Linked DNA regions of Homo sapiens: region 2 is linked to region 1. The links are chromatin loops, found by intact Hi-C in ENCODE. Cell type or tissue: PC-9. All regions are shown on one strand. Links, peaks and the distances in the headings refer to the core of each region. The heading gives the core; the rest is flanking DNA. Region 1 overlaps ABCA4 (ATP binding cassette subfamily A member 4). Region 2 holds the start of LOC105378858 (a long non-coding RNA gene).

The links. A loop is a pair of places that touch in the nucleus more often than their neighbours do. Peaks named below come from ENCODE experiments on the same cell type or tissue, not always from the same donor. Only the 100,000 strongest peaks of a DNase experiment are listed, where the experiment ranks them.
Region 2: a loop joins it to region 1, with 3 times the contacts of the local background. A loop is called at or near these places in 6 of 110 quality-filtered maps.

What each region holds. Positions count from the first base shown.
Region 1 is chr1:94,096,451-94,110,399 of GRCh38, reverse strand. It overlaps ABCA4 (ATP binding cassette subfamily A member 4), which reads left to right. Exons shown (of 50, transcript NM_000350.3): 4 at 1,684-1,823; 5 at 7,258-7,385; 6 at 11,409-11,606. Among named protein-coding and RNA genes, the nearest start is that of ABCA4, 18 kb to the left of the region's middle. RefSeq lists enhancers at 2,896-3,395, 3,396-3,897, 8,509-9,009. In PC-9, for the core only: no CTCF peak of the experiment used is centred there; DNase peaks (open chromatin) are centred at 4,729, 8,649 and 9,139; H3K27ac peaks cover 5,104 bases.
Region 2 is chr1:94,154,550-94,170,679 of GRCh38, reverse strand. LOC105378858 (a long non-coding RNA gene) reads left to right here and starts at 8,952. Exons shown (of 4, transcript XR_947605.4): 1 at 8,952-8,982; 2 at 16,032-16,129. It overlaps ARHGAP29 (Rho GTPase activating protein 29), which reads left to right. Exons shown (of 23, transcript NM_004815.4): 23 at 1-1,775. RefSeq lists a silencer at 15,373-15,667. In PC-9, for the core only: no CTCF peak of the experiment used is centred there; DNase peaks (open chromatin) are centred at 6,356, 6,606, 7,201 and 9,669.

The DNA of each region.
Region 1 (13,949 bases), core at 4,248-12,247:
TTAGACTAAAAAGAAAAAAAGTTTGATAGGTCAACCTAATGATTGGAGGTGGCCTTCCCCACTGTGAACAAACTATGGCTGCATGTGCCCTACAATGGCAGAGTTGAGTAGTTGTGATAGAGACTGTATGATCTGTAAGCCTGTAATTTTTATGTTTGCTGACCCCTGGATTACCAGATGATAGAAGAGGAAACATCTGTCTTCCTAGCAAAGTCAAGGAAGTGGCATTTAGCAGGACTCATATTGCTGCAAGCACTGCCTTGCAGTTTTAGTTTACAACTGCACTTTCAGCTTAAGAAACACCTGCCCATCCAGAGAGATCGTGTGGGGTCACATGGTGGGATCAGGGAGGCCTGAAGACAGCTCAGTGGAGGCTGCATGGAGCTTTGGTGGGAACGGCCCTGGCAGTGTCTATAGATGTTATTGCGGAAAACTGAGGGGTGGGAGTTGGAGAAGGGGGCTCCAGACTCTAGCTGTACTTGGCATTTGAACCCGGAAAGTTGGGTTTCATGTTTTGCACTCACATTATGAGTGAAATATTGGCTTATTCAAGGTTCTTTTGCTTGCAAGGCACGGAAACCCATTCAAGCAATCTTAAACCCCAGAAGGAAATCTATGATTTGGATACTAGACATTCTCACAGAGCCAAGGGCAGCAAGGCGGGGCTCAGGAGAGGCAGGCCAAGACCTGGAGAGCTGTCAGGAGCTGCTTCCTCAACTCTCTTCCATCTGGGCCTGCCAGCCCTGGCCTCTGTATCTACTCCATTCACCTCTCTCCATGGACCAGTCTCCCCTGCTCCTCAATGCCTGGGCTGCCATTGTTCATGCAATTCACAATACCTCGGCCTGGGCAATCAGAAGCTCATCTCTGAACACCATCCAAATTCCTGGGAACAAATCGGGTTGACCCAGCTTTATTCTCCCTGTCCCATCAGCCTTGGCAGAGGCGTGCATGTGCATGCGTGCCAATGTGTGTGTGCAGGGAGGTCCTTGTGGATGAAGCATGGCTGTCAGAGCCTACCTGCGTGAATGGGTGGAAGGGCAGGTCTCAGAGAATTGGGTAAAAACTGGATAAACCCTCCAGTGATATCCACCAATGTCACCCTGTTTAAGGCTTCTCTGGGCAAGAGACACACAGAGCATGGGACCGAGAGGCGAGCAGACCCTGCCAAAACTGGGAGACTGAATAGATCGCTCACCATCCTTGTCAGTTAGCCTATATGTACAAGGAAGTAAAATTATCTCTTTCTCCTGCCTTGGCAGTATTGTAAGGATACTCAATGTAGTAGCTAGGCCAGACACATAGTATCTTTAAATATAGCATGAGATGGCCAAGCACGGTGGCTCATGCCTGTAATCCCAGCACTTTGGGAGGCTGAGGCGGGTGGATCACGAGGTCAGGAGATCGAGACCATCCTGGCTAACACGATGAAGCCCCGTCTCTACTAAAAATATAAAAAATTAGCTGGGTGTGGTGGCGGGCGCCTGTAGTCCCAGCTACTCGGGAGGCTGAGGCAGGAGAATAGCGTGAACCCGGGGGGCAGAGCTTGCAGTGAGCCGAGATCACGCCACTGCACTCCAGCCTGGGTGACAGAGCGAGATAAAAAAAAAAAATAGCATGAGATATTATTACTGTTATAAAAATAACAGCTATTTCCTTATTAATGAGGCTTTGTCCTTACAGCTTGGCAAGGGTATATCGAGATTTTCAAGAACTCCTCATGAATGCACCAGAGAGCCAGCACCTTGGCCGTATTTGGACAGAGCTACACATCTTGTCCCAATTCATGGACACCCTCCGGACTCACCCGGAGAGAATTGCAGGTAAGCATGACTGCAGTGCTCTCAAGCATCATTTCCCTCACCTATGGAGAGACTGAAGATATAGGAAAGAACAGGGAGAGTTGGTGAAAAATATACTAGCGGAGGCAGGAAGGGATGGGGTCTGGAGGCGGCTTGAACATCACCTTGGTGAAGATGCCTCTTCCTCCACAGAAGCCTGGAAGGTAGGAAGTTGGGAAGGAAGGCAGGAAAGGTCTCATCCACGTTAAGTCTAGAGACAGAAAGAATGCTAAGAGAGATGGCACTATGGGAAGTATGAGGCTAGGTCAAGGGCTAGAAGCAGGGGAGACGAGTTTACAGAGTTTCGTAAAGATATAGAGCAACTCTCACAGAGTTCTAGAGCGAGAGCTAACCAGGAACATGAAGCAGCAAGGCCAACTATCATTAAGGAGCCAGGGAGGTCAGAGATCATGTATTATCATGACATAAATATGCATAATTGTACTATTTCTCCCAGTAATATTTAGCACCCAGGCCCCGAGGCAGAGCAAGTGGAGAGTGGGTGATGCAGGGCTGGGGGTGTGTATGGAGGCACCACAGAAGGTCAACAGGCAGCGGGCTGAAGGCAGGGACTGGACTACATGCATCAAGTCCAGGCTGCACGAGGAAGGATGAGAAGGCAGATGAGCACGGAAATGGACTGGGGGAAATGAAGAGGCAAGGGAATAGAAGTCTCAGTGGGTGCCATGACCCTGTTTAAGTGATTGAGAAAATGAACAAGATGAAAAGGTTAATGGCTGTGGTCAGAAAGTGAAATATGTGAATTCAGGATTTCGAAGGTAGGGTGGGTGATGACTGGCCCCCAGATGCGGCCATGGTGAAGTGGGGCAAAGGTGCAGGTGCATGGTGAGGGGAAGGAGGAAATGGGAGGTGATGATGTTGGCCCCACACGGACACCACGGTTGTGCAGGAAGATGGCAGGAGCTGGGCACCAGGGTGGGAGCCACCTGGAGTCAGGAAGAGTGAAGAGAAAGGATGAAGAGGCTCCCTCTCCTGTGTCTCTCCTCCCCAGGAGAAGAACAAGAAACAATCCGAAAGTAATAACACCAATGTGCCTTTACAAAGTGTGAGTGGGTGTTGTGTGCTGTCACGTGTGTAGTAGGCTCCTCTGTGGATGGCTAGAGGGACTGGACATGGCCACTGGATCCCACTTGCAAGAGCAGAGGAAAAGAGTGGTCGTGAGGAAGTAAAGCCCCCCAAAATCCAGGGGTTGCTGCAGCTTTGGGTGTGGAGCGTGCCCTCTGAGGAAAGGCTGCTCTGGGGGAGATTGCCCAGGAAACGGGGCTCAGAGGCCACGAAAGCAGCTGTTAGGGGCTTCTGGGAGATGTGTGCTCCTAGGATTAGGGAGTTGACTCTAAGGATGACCTTAGAGGTTAACAGGGATGAGAAAGGGGTCACCAAGGGGTCTACCAGGGGAATGGGAGAGGCTGTATTGATAGAACAGCTTCTGCTGCAGGTTCCAAACAAGAAATGTGGGAGAATGGTTGAAATCAGCCCCGGGGGCACCTTCCCGTGCATGCGTGCAGCTCCTTCAACATTCAGTCGACCTTCAGTGCCTCCTGTGAGCCAGGCACTGGGCTAGTCTCTGGGGGTGGAGAGATGAGTCAGGCAAATGCCAGCCCTCAGAGGGCTCACAGGGCAGAAGGTGAGAGATGAGTGAGCAGAAAATGACCACAGCGCGTGTGGGGCCCAGTGGAGGGAAGGAGGGGATTCAGGAGCACAGGAGAGTCAACAGGGGAAACTTCTCCGAGGAGAATCTGATCCTCCTCCCATCTGGCCACCTTCTGAAGCCCTCTCTCCCCATCCAAGTGAGAAAGGACAGGCGTATGACCAGATTGGTGTATGAAGATGCTGAATTACGTTCTCATTGTTTCAAACTAGTAAACCATAGATTTTATGTAGTAACTTCTACAAACTGCATTACAAACACTCCATTCTTTGTTGCCCTGGGTAGAAGTTTATTTTAGTGAGCCCAAGTTTGAGGAACCTTATATGGTATGAGTACAATTACCATTTTAATAGTAAGAAATCCCCCTTCCCCTGTGTACCAACCAGAAGGTGTTTTTTTCCTAATTTAAACAAACAGATGCAGACGTGGGCTGTCCAGCTCCTGGCGGGATGACATACCTCATGCATCCAGTGGGTTTGATGATGAGGCAGACATTTCACTTAAGTGCCTGATCATCAGATTGAGTCCTGCTGGGAGGAAGTGTGAAGGAAGTAATTTCAAACCACAGTTTCTCTGTGGCTTTTACAATGTGGATATGAGAACCAAAATCACTACTTCTTAACCCCAGAGCAGGACTGATTTTGAATTGGTATGCAGGCGGTTCCTTCTGCAGGCTTCGGGCTGTGAGAAGTCCCTAACAGAGCAAATCTGGGGACAAGGGCTCAGGAAAGGTTGGCCACGGCCCCCTAGGAATGGGGGCTCTGCAAGATCCCTGGCCTTAGAGGCTGTGAGAGGGAACAGGGGTCCATCCCCAAGTAAGGGACACGGTCTTTGAGGAAATCCCAGGCCAGGGCCTGAAGGGCACTGTCAGGAACACAGGCTGTTTCAGTCTGTTGAGATTCACCGGGGCGCTGCTCACTGTGAGCACGGACTCCTCAGGCCAATGTGGCAGAAGAGCCCACCTTTGAAAGCGAGCGGGTGGGGGTGGCGGGGCTGGTGCTGGTGCGTGCTTCTGCACAGCCACCTGGGAAGGTATGCCGCTGGTTGACCCAGGCAGAGGTTTTCTTTCATGGCAAACCTGCAGTACTGCATTCTCAGCAGGGAGGATTAATGGTAAAAGACCAGGCATGGAGCCCCCTTCCCTCTCCCTCGAAGCAAGCTCTGTGGTCTCTCAATCATCTTTAAAACACCTTCTTCCCGGGAGCCTCCTACATTCTCCTGGCTTCCCTCCCACCCCCACCCTCAGCTCCTGGGGCCTCAGCAGCCCCACCCCCAAGCCTCTAATCTTCCCAGGGAAGGGAACAAGAAGAACCACATTTTAAACGAAATTTATTTTTCTTTCCTCAGGCTCCCAGTTCACATTTCTCCCTCAGGAGTCTAGGGAAGCTTCTGTCTGGTATCGGCCTCCTCTTCACCTGGGCCCCCGCCCTCCTCAGGTGTACCAGAAGCCAGCACACTCCCCCTTCCCCCCCAGAGCCACAGCAGCCCTGTCTCCTGGGTGGTCTTGTGTGCCAAGCCTGGGCAACATCACTCCCAGCTTTTCTTGTTTTGCCCCTTCTCCCCAGCAAGATATTTGTATGTAAGGTCAGGTGAGTGAGTTAAAGAATAACGAAGAGATAAACAGTCAAATGGAGTCCTGACTGTCAGGTCAAGACAACAGTTATTTACTGAATGCCTCATGTCATTCAACAGACATTTATTGAGACTCTGATTGGATGTCAGTCTTTAATGCTGGGTGTCAGAGAGAGGTGACTTCAAGGGCTTGCATCTGTGCACCCAGCATTGCTAGGTACAATGAGGAGTATAATAAAAGCAGGAGCCATAGCCCCCAACTCTCAAGAGATCTCCCATGTGTGTATGTCTGCATATGCGTGCGTGTGCATGTGTGCGCATGTGTGCATGTGTGTGTGCATGTGTGTGCATGCGTGTGTGTGTGCGTGTGTTGGGGATGGTGTTGGTGGAGTGAGAGTGTACAAGGCTGTGTATGAAGGGGTAATTGGGAAAAGAACAATGGAGCTGGCACCCAGGGACAGGAGGAAAAGCAGGAGGGCTGGGTTTGGAAGACAGCCGGATTTATGTTTTTGAAGAGGGAAGACTAGAATATAAGGGAGCAGCCCTTCTCAGAGCCCTCCTCCTCCCTTCGGGCCCTGTGTCCAGCTTTCCCCAAAGTCCTTGGATCTTTCCTATGCAAAGGGGAGTGACAGTGGGCACCACTCTCAGGGAACCCATTACTGTGAGAGAAGCCACTGTGCCACTGTGTGGTCGAACTTCAAGACCGGCTTCCCCTGCCCCAGCTGCATGGACAGGCCTGTGGGGTTGGCGCAAGACCCTTCCAGAGGAAACTAGCTGCAACATAAATCCGGATATGGTGCTGTTCAGGGAAAGGCACAACCTGGGGATGAGAAGGGTGGCTGTCCAGCACACAGGGGCAGGCCTCTTGGCCACTGGGGGAGGGGAGAATTTGGAGAGGAAGAGGATGGGATGCCGTGGAATTGGGACCAGGAAAGAATGGGGACATGTGATGGTTAAAGCTAGTTAGAGAAGAACTGGGAGATAAACAGTCACCCATGCCCCTGAAGCACTCGGGGTGAAGAGATTGGCATTTTCACGCACCCCAGTGCTTTCCCTTTGTGTTGAAGTCCCTTCGTAGACATCCAGGCCCATAAGGCTCTTCTCTGGCCAGAGCCTCATGAACTATAGCACTAGCAGGGTTGAGGCCAAGCATTGGCCCTGGAAGCCAGCCGAGGAGGAGGGTGCTTGTGTGAATCTCCCAGGAGGGGTAAGAATTATATTAATTCGATCATAATAAGCATTTATTGAGTGCTGTTTTGAGGCCTGGGAGCTAAGCACTTCACATTCCTTACCCCGCATCAACAATCCTATGAGGTAGATGTGGAAAATGCAGACACGGGGACAGGCTCAATCACTTGCCCCAAGGTCACCTTAACTGTTAGGTGTTCTTTATGCCTCCTTATAAAGAAACCCTGCTTCCCACAGGTGTTGAGAGGAGCTGGAGGGAGCTTGACTAGGGCTCATCAGGCAAGCCCCGGCATGTGCCTGGCTCTCCTCTTTCTACCTGGAGCTTTTCCTGCCCTTAATGGCCCCAACTCATTTCTCTTAGTCCATGTCAGTGCCCTGAGCATCTCAGCCCAAGCTGAGATGATAGAAACACCCAGAGGGGTCCTCTACCCTGTGACAGCTGCGGTGTGGGAAGAGCACGTGTCTCCTCCAATCCTAGACCAGAGTTTCTCAGCCTCAGCATCACTGACACTTGGGGCTAGATAATCCTTTGTGTGGGGGAGGGAGGAGTGTCTTGGGCCTTGCAGGATGTTTAGCAGCATCTCTGGCCTCTACCCACCAGCACCTCCCCAGTTGTGACACCCAGAAATGTCTTTAGATCTTGCCAAATATTTCCAGGAGGATGAAATTCCCCTGTTTCAGTTCCCCAGCCCCACCTCAATGAGAAGCACTGTCCTAGACCAACCCCACAAAGCATCTGACACCCCCATCCAGCCCTGGCTAACTTTTTCCACCTTCTTACTAAATTGGGCCCAGCTGCTTCAGCAGTCAATGTGTTGGGGGCAGCCCACTGGCAAGAGCCTCACCTCTAGGGGCTCCCAGAGACCCCAAGAACAGAACCTTCCTCTGAGAGTTGAGTTACAAGTGTTTCCAATCGACTCTGGCTGTTTTCCTTTTTTTGACCCATTTCCCCTTCAACACCCTGTTCTTTCTCTTATTCATATGTAGGAAGAGGAATACGAATAAGGGATATCTTGAAAGATGAAGAAACACTGACACTATTTCTCATTAAAAACATCGGCCTGTCTGACTCAGTGGTCTACCTTCTGATCAACTCTCAAGTCCGTCCAGAGCAGGTAGGGGGATGTCACTGGCCAGTGGTCCCTGGAGGGGAGGGAAGCACCCAGCCTGAGAAAGGCAAGAAATATATTGGCTTTTTTCTTCTTTCTTCCTTGTGTTCACATTCAGAATCCATCACTTAATGCCTTGTATTTAGAAAAAAACCGGGGGATCACTTGAGATCGTGATCATTTTCAACATAGGATTCGAAGCTGTACACATCCTGGTGACCTTAAAACATCTCAGGTTTTTATAACTGGAAGGAACCTTAGAGATCATGGGGCACAACCTTCTCTTTATAGATGAGGAAACAGAAATCTATTCATTTATTACTCAAATATTTAGGGACAGTTGTAGGTACTAGAACACAGTGTGAACCAGACAGGCAAAACCCCAGGCCAGGGAGCTTCCATTCCAGTGGGGCCACAGGCGATGCTCAGGTAAGCAGAGACTCCGCTGTGTGACTTCTGGCTGTGATGGGTGCTGCAAGGAAAATCCGGTAGAGTCGAGGGTTAGAGAGGGACGGAGGGGCAGGTTTAAGGGGGATGCTCAGGAAGGCCTTCCTGAGGAGGTGGTATTTGAGCAGAGTTGTCTGTCAGCCACACAGTAAGTGAGAGGGGAGTTCCGGGCTTGGAAGCTGCCAGCACAGTGCTGGCAAGTGCTGGGGTGGCGTCCCGAGGCTACAGAACCTGAGATGCTGCAGAAGAGCCCACTTCTGCTTTCCTGGACCACTTCCTTCTCAGCACCAGGCAAACTCCTTCTTCTATCCCCTGGCACATTTCTGACCTGTGTATACGCCCCCAATTTATCTAACCCCTTTAAATAATCTCCTCTATTTATGCAGAGCATTCTTACCACTAACTCACGACTTGCACATCCCTTAGCTCCCTTACTCCTCACAACAATCCTGAGATGGGTCAGAGAAGGAGGCTTGCGCGTCTGGTGATGGGGTGATTTGTGCACAGTTACAGGGCTAGAAATTGTCAGAGCCAGATGGAATCCAGGTCCTCTCAATCCTAATCCAGTGTTTCTTACTTCAGTCCTGTGGCTCTCAAAGCCCAGAGACCAGCAGCATCAGCGATGCCTGGGAGCTTGTTAGGAATGCAAATTATCAGGGCCCACTCCAGGTGAACTGGGTCCAAAGCCCTGGGATAAGGCCTAGCAATCTGTGCTTCACAAGCCCTCCAGGTGATTCCGCAGGCTCAGGTGTGAGAGCTGCAGCTGTCCTCTGGGCCTTCTGGGCTCCCCGCCCAGCTTCTTCAGTGTGATGAACACAGCGAGAATGCTAGATCTGCAGCAGCTGATATCCCAGACACCCTCCCGACTCCCTCCTGGCTGGGTCTGATCCTCCTCCAGACTCCAGGAGAGAACGAGACATAAACAGAACTTCAGAGCCTGTGTTAACCCTGAGATCAAGGTCTGCACAGGGTGCTGTCTGAGTCCAGAGGAGTGAGGGACCCCACCCCACCTGGTCAGCACCAGCTCCTGGAAGCAGGTTCTCACACTGGTTCCCTGCACAATGAAGGAGCTCATACCTGCTTTTCTGGCTTCTCAGACCCTGAGGTTTTCACCGAAACTAGACAAGGGGAACCTAGGGTCAGCCTGGAGGCAGGGTGAGCTTGGCGCCTGCAGTGCCCAGGCCCTGGGTGGTGCGGCTCCGGCCAGGCCCTGTTTAGCTTCCTCTCCCACCCCCACAGAGGGGGTGCTGTCGGCACCGATTGCTCATTTTCCCCTTTGCTTTCTCTTCAGCTCGTAAAACTCAAGTCCTGACAATGCCTTGATGACTTCCAGTTGGTAATAAAAGGGAGATGAAGATAAGGACAGGAATTTCGGGGAAATTTCTTTCCAGTTCCTTACTAATGTGACATTTAGATCTCTAGTACTGTGCTTCTGGCATCAGTGCCAAGGCCTTTCATGTTGGAGAATGGAGGCCGGGGTCACCAGGTTGTGCCTTTATTTCATGTTGCTGGCTCTGATGAGCTGATGCTCTGCTGATTAGCAAACGCTGAGCCATCTGCGCTTCGCAGAGGCACGTTCCAGCCAACCCGGCCCTCCCTGCCCACTTCCCAGGATGCTTTGCCTTGTGGGCTCACCTGTCTTCTAGCTCCTGATCTGTATCTCCACCTCCATCCAGTTCCGGGGCTCCTTATCAGCACTGTTCCCAGAACTGTCCATCACGATGGCAACGTTCTCTCTGGGCGCTGTCCAACATGGGAGCTCGCCTCTGTGTTGTCACTCATGCTCATTGAACATGGATTTGTGTCCTTTACCATCAGGACTGGATACCCCTCCTGGTCCTTTCTGCCTGGGGTCTTAGCACAGCTCAGAAGGAACCTCACCATTCCCTCTCTCCATCTAGGGAATTAGAAGATGACAGGGGCACAGTTCTCTGGCTCACCCCCAGCCCAGTAAACTCCTGGACATGCTTCAAGGCCCAGCTCAGATGTTGCCTCCTCAGTGAAATAATTTATAAACCCACCCTTCTTTGTCCTGCCTTCTCCCTCTTCCCTACTCACTGGAGAGTTAACAGGTGATGGTTAAGCTCTGGGTTCAAATCTCACAAGGCCACACACTTAGCTATGTGACTTCAGGCAAGTTAATTAACCACTCTGTGCCTCTCGTTTCCTCATTTGTAAAATGGAAATAGTAAAAGTGCCTACCAGCATGGCAGTTGAAGTTAAAAGAAATAATATATGTGAACACTTGGAAGGGCGCCTGACACATAGTAAACTCTCAGTAAATACTAGCTGCTTTTAGTGGCTATTCTTAACACACCCTCTTCAGTGCTCTGGTTTCACTATGTTTTATGGGTCCCTGAGATCGAAAGTGTCCACACCGACTCATGGTCAGCTGTAACCTGTGCCTCGTGTGGGGACCAGGCTGCCATGTGTAGTCTGGACAGTGTAGGAGGTGGCAGAGCTCAGGCCTGTTCTGCCCTCCAGCCCAGAGAGCCACGTCGTTAGATGTCATGGGAGACTGTGGTGCCCCGGGAATCTCACGAATTTGCCCACGGTACTCAGTGTCTGTCCAATGCTATGGGAGTCCAGGACTCTAGGAGCCAGTTAAGGTGCTGGGTGGCCACAGGTCCCTGGCCAAGGTCCAGGCCTCTCCCCTGCCACCTGATCCTCGAGAGGCCATCACGAGGGTTGTACTTCAAGAACCACTATCCTTGAGCTACCTAGGAGCTGCAGAATGTGCACTCTGCAGGGCTTAGGGCCTGCAGACAAGATAGATGCAGGGTGTCTAGTTAAATTCGAACTTCAGATAAACAACAAATAATTTTTTCAAATAATTGTGTTCTATTCGGTCCCTATTTGGGACATATTTGTACTAAAAAGTATTCATTTATCTGAAATTCAGATTCGACTGGGCATCTGGTGCTTTTGTTTGCTAAATCCAAGAGCAAATTTGTTCTAGCTACTTCTCAACCCCACCTTCAGAGAGGAAGCCTTGATGGTACTGTAACATCATGCTGTAAGAAGGGGATCCCTTGAATTGTAAATGGCACTCTGATAAGATGAGGTATGGGGATTGTATTGGTTTCCTGTTGCTGCTGTCATAAATTACCACAAACTTAGTGGCTTCAAACAACACAGATGCATTATCTTACAGTTCTGGAGGTCACAAGTCTGAAAGTTAGGGCATCAGCAGGACTGCATTCCTTACTGCGGAGTTCTAGAGAAAAATCCATTTTCCTGCCTCCTTCAGCCTCCAGAGACACGCCACATTCTTTGGCTAGTGGTCTGCTTCCATCTCCAAGGCCAGTGGGGGCTTATCAAGTCTTTCTCACATCACATGACTCTGTTTCTTCTGCCTCCCTCTTCTACATTTAAGGGACCCTTGTGATTACACAGGGGCCCACCTAGAAAAGCCAAAATAATCTCCTTATTTTAAAATCAGCTAATCAGTGGCTTTAATCCCATCTGCGATCTTAATTCCTGTCGCCATGTAACACAAGGTATTCCCAGGTTCTGTGGGTTAGGACGTGGGTGTCTTTCCTACCACAGGGCAGTTTCTAGTGTTGCCTCTTCTCCCTGCAGTTCGCTCATGGAGTCCCGGACCTGGCGCTGAAGGACATCGCCTGCAGCGAGGCCCTCCTGGAGCGCTTCATCATCTTCAGCCAGAGACGCGGGGCAAAGACGGTGCGCTATGCCCTGTGCTCCCTCTCCCAGGGCACCCTACAGTGGATAGAAGACACTCTGTATGCCAACGTGGACTTCTTCAAGCTCTTCCGTGTGGTAAGGGAGGGGTTTGGCTGCTCGCCAATTGCAAGGTGATTCCTGGGGTAGCAGAGCCTCACGAATTGACCTTGGGGAGGGCGTGAGCCTGGTGTTCTGGACAATCCTTGCAAAAGCTCCAGGCTCCCAGGGCTCAAAAAATCACAACTGATAGTATTTCTAGAACAGTGGCCCAGGGACCCAGAAGTCACTATGAGGTTCACCATTAGGTATGTGGCTGTGGCATGTTTGTGTCCACTCTAAATGTGGGGATAATCCCCTTTACCTCCTCTAACAGAGTGGTAAAGGAAGGAGGAGGCCTGGTTTGACTCCCTGACCTGCTATTTCCTAGCCAGGTGATCATGGTAAGATATTGAACCTTTTCTGGTCCCAGTACTCATCTATAAAACAAATATAATACTTTACAGAGTGGTAGGAATTATACAAGAAAAGTATACGCAAAACATTTCATAAATTTTAATAAATGATGGCCCCATGCTTCTTCCTCTGGAAATGGTCTCAACCTCAATGGTTGGTGTTTCTAGAGAGAAAAAACGACAGAGAAAGTTTCATAGTCTCAAAAATTTGGAAAGCCCTGATCTAGCTCAACCCTTTGTTCTAGAACTGCATCCCAGACAGACTGCTTGGGACCTGAAAATATCTCCTCCTTTGCTAGAAGGATAAGATGAGAAGGAATTAGATAAAGGAGGTGTAGAGCAGAGGTTTTCACACTGCAAAGTGCATAAAAACCATCAGAGGGCCGGGCGCAGTGGCTCACGCCTGTAATCCCAGCACTTTGGGAGGCCGAGGCGGGCGGATCATGAGGTCAGGAGATAGAGACCATCCTGGCTAACACGGTGAAACCCCGTCTCTACTAAAAAACACACACACACAAAAATTAGCCAGGTGTGGTGGCGGGCGCCTGTAATCCCAGCTACTGAGGAGGCTGAGGCCGGAGAATGGCGTGAACCCGGGAGGCGGAGCTTGCAGTGAGCCGAGATTGCGCCACTGCACTCCAGCCTGGGTGACAGAGCAAGACTCCGTCTCAATAAAAACAAACAAACAAACAAACCAAAAAAACCCATCAGAGAAGTTGGTAAAAGATGCAAGTGCTAAATCCCCACCCCCAATCACTGTGATTCAGAAGAACCAGGCCAGGCCCAGAATCTATCCTGTTACCTTAGGCGATTCTGATGAAGACCATTGTAGGCCACACTTTCAGAAACACTCAAAATTAGAATCCTTCAGAGAAGGTGGCATATATAATATTTCTAGCATGGAATTATGTTTTTTTTCTTTTGCCTACATTTTAATTTCTAGAACTGTGTTGTAGGGAATGTCAGTCACTAAGAACTTGATTGAGGAACTGTGTTTTGTCTGTTTCATGACTGCTCTCTCAAGTCCCAGGAAACTCACTTTCAGCTTGTCTTAAAAAGCAAGCTGAAGGCTTTTAAAAATGAAGCAACATGAAATAAGACACCGCAGTTTCTGGCACGGTCCACGCTTAATCCCCTTCAATGTGTGACTTTCCGTGGAAAGTTACTCTACGATTTTCCCAGCTCGTCAGGGTGGGGCCCCAGAGTGAGTATGAAGGGTCAGAGCCTAGGGATGCCACCATCAGTGAGAGCCCAGGACCCCAGAAAAGGTCTCTTGGCTCACCACACTGTAGGAAAAATAAAAAGCAATGTAGTCCAAATGTCTCTATCCAAAGTTTCAAAAAGAACTTGATTTTAGACACGCTCCTTGACTTGTTTTCAGAATCAGACAGAAGAGTGAGGCAACAAAGGTCCCTTATTCCAGGCAGCTGAATACCAGCACAGCCAGGAGTCCAGTGCTGGTGTTTGCAGAGCCACCAGAGGCTCCCTCTCAGGTGTCCAGGGCCCGCATGCTTTGTAGAATGGGCAGAATGAGCAATGTCTGTGCACCTGGGCTTTGCAGGCAGGGCCTGGGTACCCAGGTTCGTGCAATCCTCTCGTCACCATGAAGGGAGCAGCATCATTCTTCCCTTCTTGAAGCACCTTGGCCACCAGTATAGGTAAATTTACCTCCCAGGACATGACCATTGATTCTGGGATGTCAATGCCAGAGATAGTAGGGTAAATCGGCACCTGGGTAAAACTTTCCATTGGAGACTAGAACCAAAACTCAGGACACTGGCTTCCAAATGTTTCTTTATCAGACAAGAAAGACCAAGTCTTTCCTTACGTCTTCACATGCTGCCTTGGCAAATGCTAGCATTCACAAACCCTGGGCTACCTTGACCTGTCACCCTTGCAGACCTCAGACGGGTCCTGGGGGCTTGCTTTCTCGGTTTCTGTATGCAGGCACTCAAACCTGCATCAGGCACCTGTGAAGGGCCGGGCA
Region 2 (16,130 bases), core at 4,689-12,688, 60 kb before region 1:
TCCCAACCAAAATATTTTTTGCATTATTACCTCTATCTACTGTGTGTTTCCTTAAGACAAGGGCATTCCTACGTAACCATAGTACAACCATCAAACTTAGGAGATTGACATTGACATCATGATATCTAATCCATAGACCACATTCAATCTGCTGATTTTGATTGCCTCAGTAATGTTCCTGTGTTTCAGCATCCCAATCCAGGACCACATAGTGCATTTAGTTGCCCTATCTCTTGTTTCATTCAGTCCAGAACATCTTTTCAGACTTGTCTTTGACCTTGACACTTGAGGAGGATTGGCCAGTTTGTAGAAAGTTCCTCAGTTTTGGTTTATCATTAGATAAGACCCATAAGGTTTAGGATAGACATTTTTGTCCAATACTACAGAAATGATGCTCTATACTCAAATGTGTCATGCCAGGATGCACACAATGTCAATTTGTCTTATACCTGATAGTATTAATTTTGGTCACTTGGTTCAGATAGTATATACCAGGTTTCTCCATTGTAAAATTAGAATTAGGAAGTAATTTGTGAGGAGATTCTTAAAGATTGTAAATGTATTGTTTCTCATCGAATTGTCACGGGCTAGTCTATTGACAATTCTTGACTGAACCAATTACTATTTTGGTTGTCAAATGGTGAGTCCGTGGCTTCTGCCTTGGTTGGCATCCTACTACTGTAAGGAAGAGCTCTTCCTTCTCTATTCCTTCATTCACTTAAATCAGTATAGATTCATGAATGCCTGCTTTATTCAGTGACAGTGTATTATTGTCACTTATTTTCATGCTGAAATTTTCCCCGATTTGGTTTTTGGGAGTCTCTTCAAGCTGGCTTCTGTGTTCCTTAGAGATGCCTCATTGCTTTTTCCCCTCTTATTTTTTTTACGAGCTCATCTTACACTTTTTCCTACTCCCTACCCCAAGTCTAGAATTAGCCCTTTTTTCCAAGGAGCCCTGGTTTCTTTAAATGGGAAATGGTATATGGAAATGAAGACCTGAGAAAGGCTCACTGTCTTATTGGTGAACAGCTCAAAGGAAAACGTGTGTCTACACACATTCAAGAATAGTCACCTACTTCTATATCTATTTATATACATACGTATTGAAAACTTTGAGTTCACATTGACACCTTCAATTCAATCCTTTGAGGTTAATCTAGTCTCCCTTTCCATCTTTGTAACTTCCTTCTCTCATAGAAACCTGACTCCCATAATCCTAAATAATTTGTTCATTCTTCCTCCCTCCCTCAACCTCTTGACATGCCAGCTGCTGTCTCATCACACCCAGTCCCAAATATGCCAAATAAATCCGCAGTCATAGCAGCGCTGGTCCTGACCACACCAATCCCTAACATCCTCCCCAGCCTGGAGCCTGGACCATGGCAGCTGAATCTTTGACCCCAGTGATGTCAGTCCTGAGCACACCATTGGAATCCTAGGCTCCTGTCATCTGGCTGGAAGAGAGACAAATTCACAACCTTTTGATAATGAGCAATTATTGAATACTCACTGAATTTATCAGAGAAAGTTTAAAAGTGTACGATTATACATATTTACCAGGAATGTTTAAACATAGACATTTATGAAATTTATAGAAAATATTGAATTGTGGTTCTCACTTTTTGGTCTTGGCTGTAACAATTTTTAAATATTAATACTTCCTACAATAACTGTATCATGCTATTTTTAAGTGTCCTCACACTCAACCAATCTACTCTGCATCCATAAAATAAGCATGCAGTTCAGAAAATAGATTAAACGACTAATTGGCTATGCTTCTGAGTTACAAGTTTTATTTGAGTTCATCTTCAGCTTTAAACAATTAACAAAAAGCTGTACATGACATGAAAACCTGTCTCAGATTTCTGGATGCAGTCATGCCCATTCGTTACAGGATATTGTAAGTCTTCCTTTTATAGTGTTGACAGTACTGGAAATGAGATGAATAGTGACCGTTACCAATGAGGCATTGCTCATTGATAAGTGAATACAGCACTGAAATTTAAAAATCAGGCCGGGCATAGTGGTTCATGCCTGTAATCCCAGCACTTTGGGAGGTCAAGGCGGGTGGATCACGAGGTCAGGAGTTCAAGACCAGCCTGACCAACATGGTGAAACCCCGTCTCTACTAAATATACAAAAATTAGCCAGGCGTAGTAGTGTGTGCCTGTAATCCCAGCTATTCAGGAGGCTGAGGCAGGAGAATTGCTTGAACTTGGGAGGCAGAGGTTGCAGTGAGCCGAGATCACACCACTGCACTCCAGCCTGGGTGACAGAGTGAGACTCTGTCTCAAAAAAAAAAAAAAAAAAAAAAGATCGGGATGACTATAACACAGCCTGACTATAAGAATGGCAAGATCTTATTTACAGTTGTAGACACAGACCTGACACACAGTAGTTGCCATCTGCCAAATTCTCTGTAGATCATTTTATACCAGAAATTTGCTTTTTGAGATCTACTGCCAGCAAAATAAATCTTCTGTATCAATTATTTTAATCAAAGTTGTAAGAGTTCATCTAGTAGTTGCCAAAAAATGAGTAGAATGTGTTGTGATTCAACACAGGAGACTAGGACGGTGAACCAAGGTCTACATATTCTCCATCTCCAAGTATAGATACATAAGTCTCATGATTAAGATTCAATGAGAGTTTTAAATGATTTTTTTGTTTTAAAACTGAGTCATAAATGCAGCAGTGTGTACATATATATGTATCATTTAAAGAATGATTATAAAACGAATTCCCATTTGCCCCAACACCCTCATCAGGATGTTAAGGAACCACCAGGATGCCCCTTCCTGATCACATGCCTGTCACTTCTCACAGCAGGTGTAACCACTATCTTGAATTTTATGTTAATCCTTCCTTGGCTTTAAAACAAAAAAAGCTACCTATACAATTGTAACTATAGTTTATTTTCATTTTTTAAAAAACTAAAGTATTTTACTGGGTTTATACTACAATGTATTAATCCCACTGTTGATGGGCATTTAGGTTGCTTTCAGGTTTTCTTCCTACTATGAACAATGTTACATTGAAAACTTAATCTATTTTTCCCTTCATTCACTTTTTTTGTTTGTTTTTTGTTTTTTGTTCTTGACACGAAGTCTTGCTGTGTCACCCAGGCTGGAGTGCAGTTGCGCTATCTCGGCTCACTGCAACCTCTGCCTTCCCGGTTCAAGCGATTCTCTTGCCTCAGCCTCCCGAGTACCTGGGATTACAGGTGAACGCAACCACACCCACTAATTTTTGTATTTTTAGTAGAGACAAGGTTTCACCATGTTGGCCAGGTTGGTCTCGAACTACTCACTTTGAGTGGGCTGCCTGCCTCGGCCTCCCAAAGTGCTGGGATTACAGGTGTGAGTCACGACACCTGGCCCTCCATTCACTTTTTTAAACAACAACAGCAACAAATATGCGTTGTGATGATCATCTCATTTAATCTTTACTTAGGCAGGTGTGATGGTTAATACTGTCAACTTTATTAGATTGAAGGTTACAAAGTATTGATCCTGGGTGTGTCTGTGAGGGTGTTGCCAAAGGAGGTTAACATTGGACTCAGTGGGCTGGGGAAAGGCAGACCCACCCTTAATCTGAGTGGACACCATCTAATCAGCTGCCAGCGAAAATAAAGCAGGCAGAAAAATGAAAAAGATAGACTGGCCTAGCCTCCCAGCCTACATCTTTGTCCCATGCTGGATGCTTCCTGCCCTTGAAAATTGGACTCCAGGTTCTTCAGTTTTGGGACTTGGACTGGCTCTCCTTCCTCCTCAGCCTGCAGACATCCTATTGTGGGACCTTGTGTTTGTGTAAGTTCATACTTAATAAACTCTCCATATATTTGTGTGTGTGTGTGTGTGTGTGTGCGTGTCCTATTCTGTCCCTCTAGAGAACCCTGACTAATACAGATTTTGGTATTGGGAGTGGTTCTAGAGGAACAGAATATTAAGGATGGAGTTCTTTCATTGGTTTGGGGTTTCTGGAGTTGGCTGCTTAATATGATTAGAACCCAAAATGCTAAGGACTCTACTTCTAATAGTATGGAGAACACTGATAGTCCTTGGTGTGAACTGTTTAGAGAGTTATGCAAAATAAATGCATTTGACCCTCCTGATTCATTACTCGTGAGAGTCAAGTTTAGTGACTCTATGCATAATACCTTTCACCATATGTGGAGAACCAAGGAACATAATGAAGCTGGTTGGTTGTTCCTATGTTCAGTGGACAAAGTGATGAAAGAAAATTATGAACTCAGGGATTCTGTCTCCCAGCTTCAGAAACAGATAGCCTCAAATCTGCTAAGACTGCCCTGAGTGAGAATCTTATCTCCTGAACAGAAAGAGCTGAAATTGTGGAAAAACAAACACAAGCTCTTATCATGTGAGTGGCTGACTTGTAACAAAAGATGCATGCACCAGGTGTTTACTGTTAAAGTGAGGGCATCTACTGGAAAAGAATGGGACCCTGAAACTTGGAATGGGGACATGTGGGACTGCCAGATCCCCCTGATGAAACTAGGGACACTGAGTTGTGGAATAGATTTGTAAGGGCAGCACCTGCATCTTTGAAGAGCCCTGTAATTGCTGTAATTGCTCTTCTCTGTGTGTCAGATCTAATGATGGGAACTGCAGTCACTCAACTACAAAATTTAAATACAATGGGAATAATTGGATCCCGAGGTAGCGGGGGCCAAGTGGTGACACTCAACCATCAAAGGCAAGGTGGGCGTAGTTACCATAACGGATAGCAGAGGCAAAGCGACAATCAGAATAGTCTGATGTGTCTAGAGCTCTGGCCTTGGCTAATTAATCATGGTGTTCCTAGAAATGAAATGGATAGGAGGCCTACTGCATTCCTACTTAATTTATACAAGCAGGAAATTTCTAGGTTGAATGGACAAAAGACTAATTTGAATTATAAAAACAGAGAATCATGGCCACTCAATCAATTTCCAGACTTGAGCCAGCTCACAGACCCAGAACCCCTTGAATGAAGGGGAAGCCAGAACCCCTTGAGGAAGGACACCACATTACTGACAATTTATGCAGTGAATCTTTCTCCCATCCTTCCCCAAAGAGATCTCTGGCCTTTTACCAGGGTAACAGTGCATTGGGGAAAAGGAAAGGATCAGACATTTCGGGGACTACTGGACACTGGCTCTGAGCTGACATTGATTCCAGGGGACCCAAAAACGTCATGTGGTCCTCCAGTTAAAGTAGGGGCTTATGGAGATCAGGTGGAATTTTAGCTCAGGTCCGACTTACAGTGGGTCCAGTGGGTCCCCAGACTCATCCTGTGGTCATTTCCCCAGTGCCAGAATGCACAATTGGCATAGACATTTAGCAGCTGGCAGAACCCCCGTGTTGGCTCCCTGACTGGTAGGATGAGGGATATTATGGTGGGAAAGGCCAAATGTAAGCCATTACAGCCGCCTCTACCTAGAAAAGTAGTAAATCAAAAACAATATTGCATCCCTGGAAGGATTGCAGAGATTAGTGCTGCCATCAAGAACTTGAAAGATGTAGGGGTGGTGATTCCCACCAAACCCCTGTTCAACTTTCTCATTTGGCCTGTGCAGAAGACAGATGGATCTTGGAGAATGACAGTGGATTATTGTAAGCTTAACGAAGTGGTGACTTCAATTGCAGTTGCTATAGCAGATGTGGTTTGATTGCTTGAGGAAATTAACACATCTCCTGGTACCTGGTATGCAGCCATTGACTTGGCAAATGCCTTTTTCTCCATTCCTGTCCATAAGGCCCACCAGAAGCAATTTGCCTTCAGCTGGCAAGGCTGGCAATATACCTTTACTGTCTTTCCTCAGAGGTATATCAACTCTCCGGCTATGTGTCATAATCTTATTCACAGAGACCTAGATTTCTTTTCACTTCCGCAAGATATCACACTGGCCCATTACATTGATGACATTATGCTGATTGGATCCAGTGGGCAAGAAGTAGCAAACACACTGGATTTATTGGTAGGACATTTATGTGCCAGAGAATGGGAAATAAATCTGACTAAAATTCGGGGAACTTCTACCTCAGTAAAATTTCTAGGGGTCCAGTGGTGTGGGGCCTGTTGAGATATTCCTTCTAAGGTGAAGGATAAGTTGCTGCATTTGGCCCCTCCTACAACCAAGAAAAAGGCACAATGCCTAGTGGGCCTATTTGGATTTTAGAGGCAACACATTCCTCATTTGGGTGTATTACTCTGGCCCATTTATCGAGTGACCTGAAAGGCTGCCAGTTTTTAGTGGGTTCCAGAACAGAAGAAGGATCTGCAACAGGTCCAGGCTGCTGTGGAAGCTGCTGTCCCACTTGGGCCATATGATCCAGCAGATCCACTGGTACTTGAGGTGTCAGTGGCAGATAGGGATGCTTCTTGGAGCCTTTGGCAGGCTGCCATAGGTGAATCACAGCAGAGGCCTCTAGGATTTTGGAGCAAGGCCCTGCCATCTTCTGAAGATAACTGCTCTCCATTTGAGAGACAACTCTTGGCCTGTTACTGGGCTTTGGTGGAAACTGAATATTTGACTATGGGTCATCAAGTCACTACATTAACATTTGAATCAGTGGAAGAAGCATGATTGGAAAATTGGTGACATATTTGAGGAAGAGGAATGTGGATGGACCTCTCTGAGTGGCCAAAAACCGTGAAGATATTTGTATCCCATGTGAGTGCTCACCAACGGGTGACCTCAGCAACGGCAGATTTTAATAATCAAGTGGATAGAATGACCCATTCTGTGGATACCACTCAGTCTCTTTCCCCAGCCACCCCTCTCATCGCCCAACAGACCCATGAACAAAGTGGCCATGGTGGCAGGGATGGAGGTTACGCATGGGCTCAGCAACATGGACTTCCACTCACCAAGGCTGACCTGGCTACGCCACTACTGAGTGCCCAATTTGCCAGCAGCAGAGACCAACACTGAGCCCTCGATGATCAGCCCCATTCCTTGGGGTGATCAGCAAGCTACCTGGTGGCAGGTTGATTATATTGGACCTCTTCCATCATGGAAAGGAAAGAGGTTTGTCCTCACTGGAATAGACATCTACTCCAGATATGGGTTTGCCTATCCTGCATGCAGTACTCTGCCAAGACAACTATCTGTGAACTCGTGGAATGCCTTACCCACCATCATGGTATTCCACACAGCATTGCCTCTGACCAAGGCACTCACTTTACAGCTAAAGAAGAGTGGCAGTGGGCTCATGCTCCTGGAATTCACTGGTCTTATCATGTTCCCCATCATCCTGAAGTAGCTGGATTGATAGAATGACGGAATGGCCTTTTGAAGTCACAATTAAAATGCCAACTAGGTGACAATACTTTGCAGGGCTGGGGCAAAGTTCTCCAGAAGGCCGTGTGTGCTCTGAATCAGCATCCAATATATGGTACTCTTTCTCCTATAGCCACGATTCACGGGTCCAGGAATCAAGGGGTGGAAGTGCAAGTGGCACCACTCACCATCACCCCTAGTGACCCACTAGCAAAATTCTTGCTTCCTCTTCCCGCGACATTACGTTCTGCTGGCCTAGAGGTCTTAGTTCCAGAGGGAGGAATGCTGCCACCAGGAGACACAACAATTTCATTAAACTGGAAGTTAAGATTGCCAACTGGACACTTTGGGCTCCTCCTACCTTTAAGTCAACAGGCTAAGAAAGGAGTTGCAGTGTTGGCTGGGGTGATTGACCTGGACTATCAAGATGAAATCAGTCTACTACTCCACAACAGAAGTAAGAAAGAGTATGCATGGAACACAGGAGATCCATTAGGGCGTCCATTAGTATTACCATGCTCTGTGATTAAGGTCAATAGGAAACTACAGCAGCCCAATCCAGGCAGGACTACAAATGGCTCAGACCCCTCAGGAATGACGGTTTGGGTCACTCCACCAGGAAAAAAACACAACCTGCTGAGGTGCTTGCTGAAAGCAAAGAGAATACAGAATGGGTAGTAGAAAAAGAGTCATCAGCTATGACCATGTGACCAGCTGTAGAAGGGAGGCTGTAATTGTCATGAGTATTTCCTCCTTCTTTTGCTAAAAACATGTTTGTGAATGTATGCACTTGTACTAAGAAAATATCTTTATTTTGGCTGGGTGTGGTGGCTCCCACCTATAATCCCAGCAGTTTGGGAGGCTGAGGCGGGCGGATCACCAGGTCAGGAGATCAAGACCATCCTGGCTAACACGGCGAAACGCCATCTCTACTGAAAATACAAAAAAATTAGCCAGGCATGGTGGCGGGCTCCTGTAGTCCCAGCTACTCAGGATTCTGAGGCAGGAGAATGGCATGAACCCGGGAGGCGGAGCTTGCAGTGAGCCGAGATCGCGCCACTGCACTCCAGCCTGGGCGACAGAGCGAGACTCCGTCTCAAAAACAAACAAACAAAAACCTTTCCCTTTATCATGTGACAGAAGATTTATTGACTTCATATCAGCATTTAAGCAGTGTTAACTTTATGTAATAGTGTTTGGGTTGGGGATTGGTGCATTTCCGGTTGTACGAAGGATAGTTGTATTATGTGAATTGTAATTATGACCTTGTTATTGTCTTTATTTGAATATTATGTATGATCTCAGGAGATGTGTATGGGTTCAAGTTGACAAGCAGTAGACTTGTGATGGTTAATACTGAGTGTCAACTTGATTGGATTGAAGGATACAAAATATTGATCCTGGCTGTGTCTGTGAGGGTGTTGCCAAAGGAGATTAATATTTGAGTCAGTGGGCTGGAAAAGGCAGACCCACCCTTAATCTGAGTGGACACCATCTAATCAGCTGCCAGCAAATAAAAGCAGGCAGAAAAATGTGAAAAGGAGAGATTGGCCTAGCCTCCCAGCCTACATCTTTGTCCCGTGCGGGATGCTTCCTGCTCTCGAACATCAGACTCCAAGTTCTTCAGTTTTGAGACTCAGATTGGCTCTCCTTGCTCCTCAGCTTGCAGACATCCTATTGTGGGACCCTGTGATTGTGTAAGTTAATACTTAATGAACTCCCTAATATCCTATTAGTTCTGTCCCTCTAGAGAACCCCGACTAATGCAGCAGGTATTCTTAACTGCCTTTTTCAGACAAGCAAATAGACTTCAAAGAAGTTAAATAACTTACTATAGGTCATATACTTAATAAGAAAGGGTGGTAAGACTTCAACTCAGGTGTCTTTATTATAAATTCTGTATCACTTCTAAATTCCTTCATCTTCATTTTTAGGTCAGAGCTGCTATAAATCATATACTTTCAGACTGTATTTTTTCATTCTAGTTGCAAGGAAATTGAAGTTAAGGGTTATCACATCCCAACTCCAATGTAACTTTTAGTGTGTATGTATAAAAGTTTATTCATTTAATTAAAACCTTTGTGTCTAAAATTGCTGAAGTTCTGGGTTGCAGTGAGTTTTGTAGGTTAAATTTTGTTAATGAGAGAACAACACAGCAGATGACAGAATTAACAAGTCCACCCCTCCACCCTCTGTCCCAGAAGAACAGTTTAGAAAACAGTGCTGTGATGGAGAGCTGTTGAAGACATAAGCATATGGAATAGAGCTTGAAGGAGATCACTTAGCTTCTGCTCATAATCAGGAAAAGGGTCAGCAATCCACGTGAGAAATAGGTCCTTCATTAAGCCACCCTCTGTGGGGATGATGACCTAAATTCCAGTTTATTTTTAGAAGCGCAATTGACAGGGATTAGTGACTCACTGTGAATGTGGAGTTGGGAAGCGTAGAGAAAGGGATGCTTACCATGGAAACCTGAGGACAAATAGTGTAAGTGAAAACAAGGATTCCCGGCTTCCTTGCTCCTTTGGACAGAAGGAGGTAAAGGTTGGCAGGTTTAACCTTAGTATTCTAGAAGGAAGCCATTTATGATTAGGACTGTTTTTAGATACATTATCTTCTGATTTGGTGAATTCCCTCAAAACTGGGAAGCGTTAAGTCAAAAACTAAGTAACCATCTACCAGGATTATTATTAGGTAGGAAATTGAGATAGATGGTCTGTACAATCTTTCAAGTTCTGAGCCTGAGTCTATGCCTTTGAATTTAAAATGAAAGAGATGTTTCTAGGTGCTGAAAATCTAAAATCACTGCATTAAGCAATTGCAGTATTTTTATTATGTCACTGTTATGAATGTCAGCAAGGAGGCATTTAAACCCCATTACCTAGGAGACCTCTCTAGAGTGCTGGGGGGGAAAAGAATTCTATCTAGAGTAAAAATATCCTTCAGAAATTTAGGTGAAATACAGATGTTTTCAGACAGAAAGGAGAATTAGTTACCAACAGCCTTACATTAATTGAAATTCTGATGGGAGGTCATTAGATAGAAGGAAAGTAATCCCAGATGGAAATACAGAAATGAAGAAAAGGATGAATGCAAAATTAGCTGGGCGTGATGGTGCATGCCTGTAATCCCAGCTACTTGGGAGGCTGAGGCAGGAGAATCGCTTGAACCCAGGAGGTGGAGGTTGCAGTGAGCCAAGATCATGCCATTGCATTTCAGCCTGGGCAACAAGAGCAAAACTCAAAAAAAAAAAAAAAAAAACAGAAAGAAAGAAAAGGATGACGACCTCTAGAAAAGGTAAATATAATGAACATCAACTGTTACAAAACAATACTAATATTGAGAAGTATAAAATTTATGCAGAATTAAAATGCATGACAGCCATAATGGAAAAGGCAAAAAGCTGGAGTTAAAGTATTATAAAGTTCTAGCACTATCAAGAAAGTGGTAAAAGCAATAATTTGTATTAAATTTATCAAGATGTGTTTTGTAACATCAAAAAGAAGTTAAAAGACGGGAAAATAGAATACTAGGGTAATTCAAAGAAAGGCAAGATTGAAGAAAAAAGGATAAATGAAACAGTGGGTTAAATAGAAAGTAAATAGTAGGATGGTAGATATAAACCTGCTTAAATTAGTAATCACATTAAATGAAAATTGACCAAACATTCTGAGTACTAACCTACTGTTGTTGGACTAGGAAAAAAACAAAATCTACCTACATCCTGTCTAGAACAGACACGCCTTAAATAAAGGTGCACAGGAAGTGCAAGGATTGAAAAGGATACACCTTGGAACCAATGAAAAAACTGGTATAGCCATACTAATGTCAGATAACACAGATTTTAAGTCAAGGAGGATTACTGGAGATAAAGAGAGATATTCCATAATGATAAAGAAGTCAATCCACGAAGAAGATTTCAAAATTCAAAATAAGATCATTTCAAAATATATAAGGCAAAAATAGACAGCTAAAAGGAAAAATGGACAAGTCCATAATCATAAGGGTTGCTTTAACACACCTCTGAAGAGACAAAAATAAAATCAAGACCACAGTTAACAAACTTAACCTAACTGACATACAGAGAACACTGTCAACCGTGACAAAATTCATATCTCATTTAAGCTCATATTTAAATTTTACCAAAATTGACAATAAGCAGGCCATACAGAAAGCCTCAAAACATTTCAGAGGGTTGAAATTATTCAAAATATGCTCTCTGACCTTAGGGAAATTATGCTGGAAATCAGTAACAAAAGATAACTAGAAAAATCCTCAACTGCCTGGAGATTAAACAGAACACACTTCTAAATGATCTGTGGATCAAAGAAGAAATAACAGACACTAGAAAATATTTCAAACTGAACAGTAGTGAAGACGTGCCATATCAAAAATTGGCTGCAGCTAAAGCAATGCCTGGAGAGAGATTCTTAGCCTTCACTACATGTCTTGGAAGGTTGAAAGGTTAAAATCAATTAAACTTTATCTTAAGAAGCAAGAAGAGGCTGGGCGTGGTGGCTCACGCCTGTAATACCAGCTCTTTGGGAGGCCGAGGTGGGTGGATCACCTGAGGTCAGGAGTTCGAGACCAACCTGGCCAACATGGTGAAACCCGGAAACCAGTAAAACAAAACAAAATTAAAGAAAAATAATAAAGCTAAGGACTGACTCTTTGAAAAGGTTAAGAAAATTGATAAACCCCCAGTAAAACTAATCAATCAAAGAAGAGGAAAAATAACATCAGGAATGAAAAAAATATTACTAGAGACTCTACAAACATTGAAAGATATGATGATATAATGAACAACTTAACACCAATTTGAAAATTTGAATAAGAACAAAATTAAGGACAAAATAAACTGACAAAAAATCTGGAGAGTCCCCATCTACTAGTGGAAATTGAATCAGTTATTTAAGACATTTCCACAAGGAAAATGTAAAGCCTCACCAGTGAATCCTTTCAAACATTTAAGGAACACATTACCCCAATCTTAAGCAAATTCTTCCAGTAAATAAAAAAAGAGAATACTTCCAGACTCTAAAAGTTCATCCTCACCTTGATGCCAAAACCTGACAAAGACATCACAATATACAGAAAAGCAACTCTCAGTATATTAAAAGAACCGTATATTACTACCAAGTGGGTGACTTTTTTGTGTGTGCAAAAGTGGTTTAACATTTGAAAAATCAGTCAACATAATTTACCACATTAATTTTCTTAAAAGGAGAAAAGTATAGCTATCTCAATAAATAAATGCAAATTTAAAAAAAGATTTTATAAAATTCAACAGCTATGTATGATTTTTAAAAATACACTTAGCAAACTGTAGATATGACTTCCCTAAACTGATAGAGAAACACTCTTCAGGAGACTATTTAGTGGTAAAATATTTAAAGGTTTGGCCCTGAGATTGGGAATCACACAAGAATACCTACAATTACAACTTCTAGTCAACATTGTACTAGAGATTCTAGCCATAAAATAAGGCAAGAAAAAGAAATGAAAGGCATAAAGATTGGAAAAGAAGAAGTGAAATAGTCATTGTTTGCAAATAATATAATTATTACATGGAAAATTTAAAAGCATTTATAACCTATTAGAATTTGAATTGGAGGTGAATTTAGAAAAAAAAATGCTTAAAATTCAGTATTCACAAGTCACTTATATATTAACACCAAACAGGAAATGGAATTTATGAAATGATATTATTTAAAATAACATCAAAACATCAAATACTTAGGAAATCTAAGGAGAGATAACGTAGAGATGTACATCTGAAATACACAAAATATTTTTGGCAAAAATTAAATAACCAAATAGAATAATATATCATTTGTGTAGATTGAAAGGTTCAGTATTATAAAGATGGCAGTTCTCTCCCAAGTTGATGTATACATTTAACCCAGTCTTATTTATTCTTGTTAAGTATTTTACAAATGTGCTTTGGGGCACTTTGATATAGTCTGTCTCATGATCCTCAGAAAGGCAGGGTAGGTGTTTTGAACTCTCTTTTAATGGCTTCAAAGACTTGCCATACAGCAAGTAGGAGAAGGTAGCACCTGAACTATATCTCTTTGTTGTAAGTTACTTTTTACTTTGACATTCTTTCTTCTTCACTTATTATTATTACTATTATTATTATTATTATTATTATTATTATTATTATTATTTTGAGACAAAGCCTCACTCTGTCACCCAGGCTGGAGTACAGTGGTGTGATCTCAGCTCACTGCAACCTCCGCCTCCTGGGTTCAAGCGATTCTCATGCCTCAGCCTCCCGAGTAGGGTTACAGGCATGCGCCACCATGTTCAGCTGATTTTTGTATTTTTAGTAGAGACAGGGTTTCACCATGTTGGCCAGGCTGGTCTGAAATTCCTGACCTCAGGTGATCCACCCGCCTCGGCCTCCCAAAGTGCTGGGATTACAGGCGTGAGCCACCGCGCCCAGCCTCTTTTTCACTTTATACCACAGACTATTCCAGTCCTATTCTACCTGGCTACATCCCTTCCTCATAGGATCCTTCCTCAAAGGGTCCCAAAGATCTCTTGGAGAATACACTGTCAGATTTAACTCACCTCAAAATTCAGGTGTTTAAAAAAAAATACTATGCATGCTACATATTATGGAAATTTATTCATTTAAATAAATGCCTTGAATTTAAAGTTAGAAAAATTTTCCACCCAGCACTGTGATTGTCGGACTTTGTTGCCTCCTTCAAAACTAGCACCATTCAAGGGACACCCTGGAGATGTGAGACTAAATATTTAACTGAATATTTGTAATTAGCTTTGTAACAACAAAATGGTTCTAGCTAGCTCCAGAAATTAATGCCTAATCTAGAGAAAGCCCTACATTATTTTGGGATCCTGTAAGACTTCATGTGATAAAGACAATTTTCTAGCATGAGGGAGTTGAGTGGGTTGTGTAAGTTACACATTCTTTTGGTTATCCTTTGAATAGGGCTTTTCTTTCCTCACCACTTGCCTCTTTTTTAAGTTACATTTGATGCTGAAGAGGGATTTTTTTTTTTTTTTAAAGCTCATAAACTTATTTGGGCTAAGCTTTTATCAGATAAGGCTCCTCATAAAATAATGTGTCCAGCACTGTTCAGAGCTTCCCTAATGTTACCAGGCTCCCTTGGAATTACATTGAAGTTGTCATTGGTCAGATTACATTTGAAGTAGAACGTGTAATAATTAAATGTGTAATTTAAGAAGAATGTAGACATATACCAGTTGGCAGTGATGATGGAGCACTGAGAACTTGTTCAAGAAATGTTGAGGAACTATAATTAACAAAATTTTAGTGACTTATTGTGAATATAGAATTGGGAAAGGTGAGGCTGGAGTTGGACAAGGTAGGGAAGGGCCAGAATCTGTAAACCAAATCACATGATGAATAGGTGAAGACTGGAGGTGCCTCTCCTGGAAAAGAGGAAAATTGGGGACATGACAGCTGTCCTCAAATACTGCAAGCAAATAGGGACTAAACTTAGACTATTTATTTGCTCCTTTAGGAAAAAATACGATCAAAAGCTAAGATTGAGATGCACATTTCTGCTTTATAAAAAGAACTCATTTTACAATTAGAACAGTTCAAAATGGAACACATGACCTTGTGATCTATCAGTCATTAGGGACACACTCAAAGCAAAAACTACGTGACCACTGTCTTAGTCTGCTCTTGCTGCTATAACAAAATACCACAGCCTGGATAACTTACAGACAACAGAAATTTGCATATCACAGTTCTGGAGGCTGAGAAGTCCAAGATCAAGGCACCAGCAGATTGGGTGTTTGGCAAGGGCTTGTTGTCTGCTTCCAAGACGGCACCTTGCTGTTGTGTCCTCACATGGCAGAAGGGTGAATGCTATGTCCTCACATGGTCAAAGGCAGAAGGACAAAAGGTGCTGATTGCTGTGTGAAGCCTCTTCTATAAGGGCATTAATCTCATTGGTGGGGATGATGATGCCCTCATGGCCTAATCAACTTCTAAAGGCCCCACCTCTTAATACTATCGTATTGGGGATTAACTTTCAATGTATGCATTTTGGAGAGACACATTCAGACCATAGAAACCACCTTTAAGCATATTGTGAAGAAAAATCTTTTTGGGGAAAGGAAGTAAATAAACCTAATTCCCAGCTGGGCTGCATCCAAAAATGCTTTGACACACAAGGGTCCTTTGCTGAAATAGCTTACATCCTGTGACCTCAACTCCCTGCCAGGATCATTGGGCTGTTGTTCTTGGCTTCCAGTCTCCTGTCTTACTAGAAACATAAATGTGATATTACTATTGGGTTGTTATATTCAAAGATTTTTGTGTCTTACATAAAGTTAGGGGTTGCACTGTATACATTTATTTATAACTTAATTCAACAAACATTTAATGACAACTTACTATGTGCCATCACTATACCAGCTAATAGACACAAAATAGCAATTAAAAAACACTCCCTGTCCTTGTAGAGCATAGAACATAATACTATCAGAAGCTGGCAGTTAGTGAGTCCTCTCAGAGAGTTAATTATCAGATTTATTTGGAAAAGTCAGATTTGGTTACATACCATTTTTTTCCGAGAATGAATAGCAGAATTTCCCTGTATAAAAAGTCCAAGAATAGAAGCCAATTTTAAATTAAAGCTAAAATAGTATGACTTTTATTATTCTGAAAATGTTGTCATTCCCCATTTCCAAAATAATACAATGAATAATCAGAAGAGCTGTATCCATGTTTTTCTTTTAGGAGACTTTAATACAAAATTACCGTGTACTTCATCTACAATATGTCTTCTGCTGCTGATCTAGATCTGAGCTGTCCGATACAGCTGCCAGAAGCCACAGG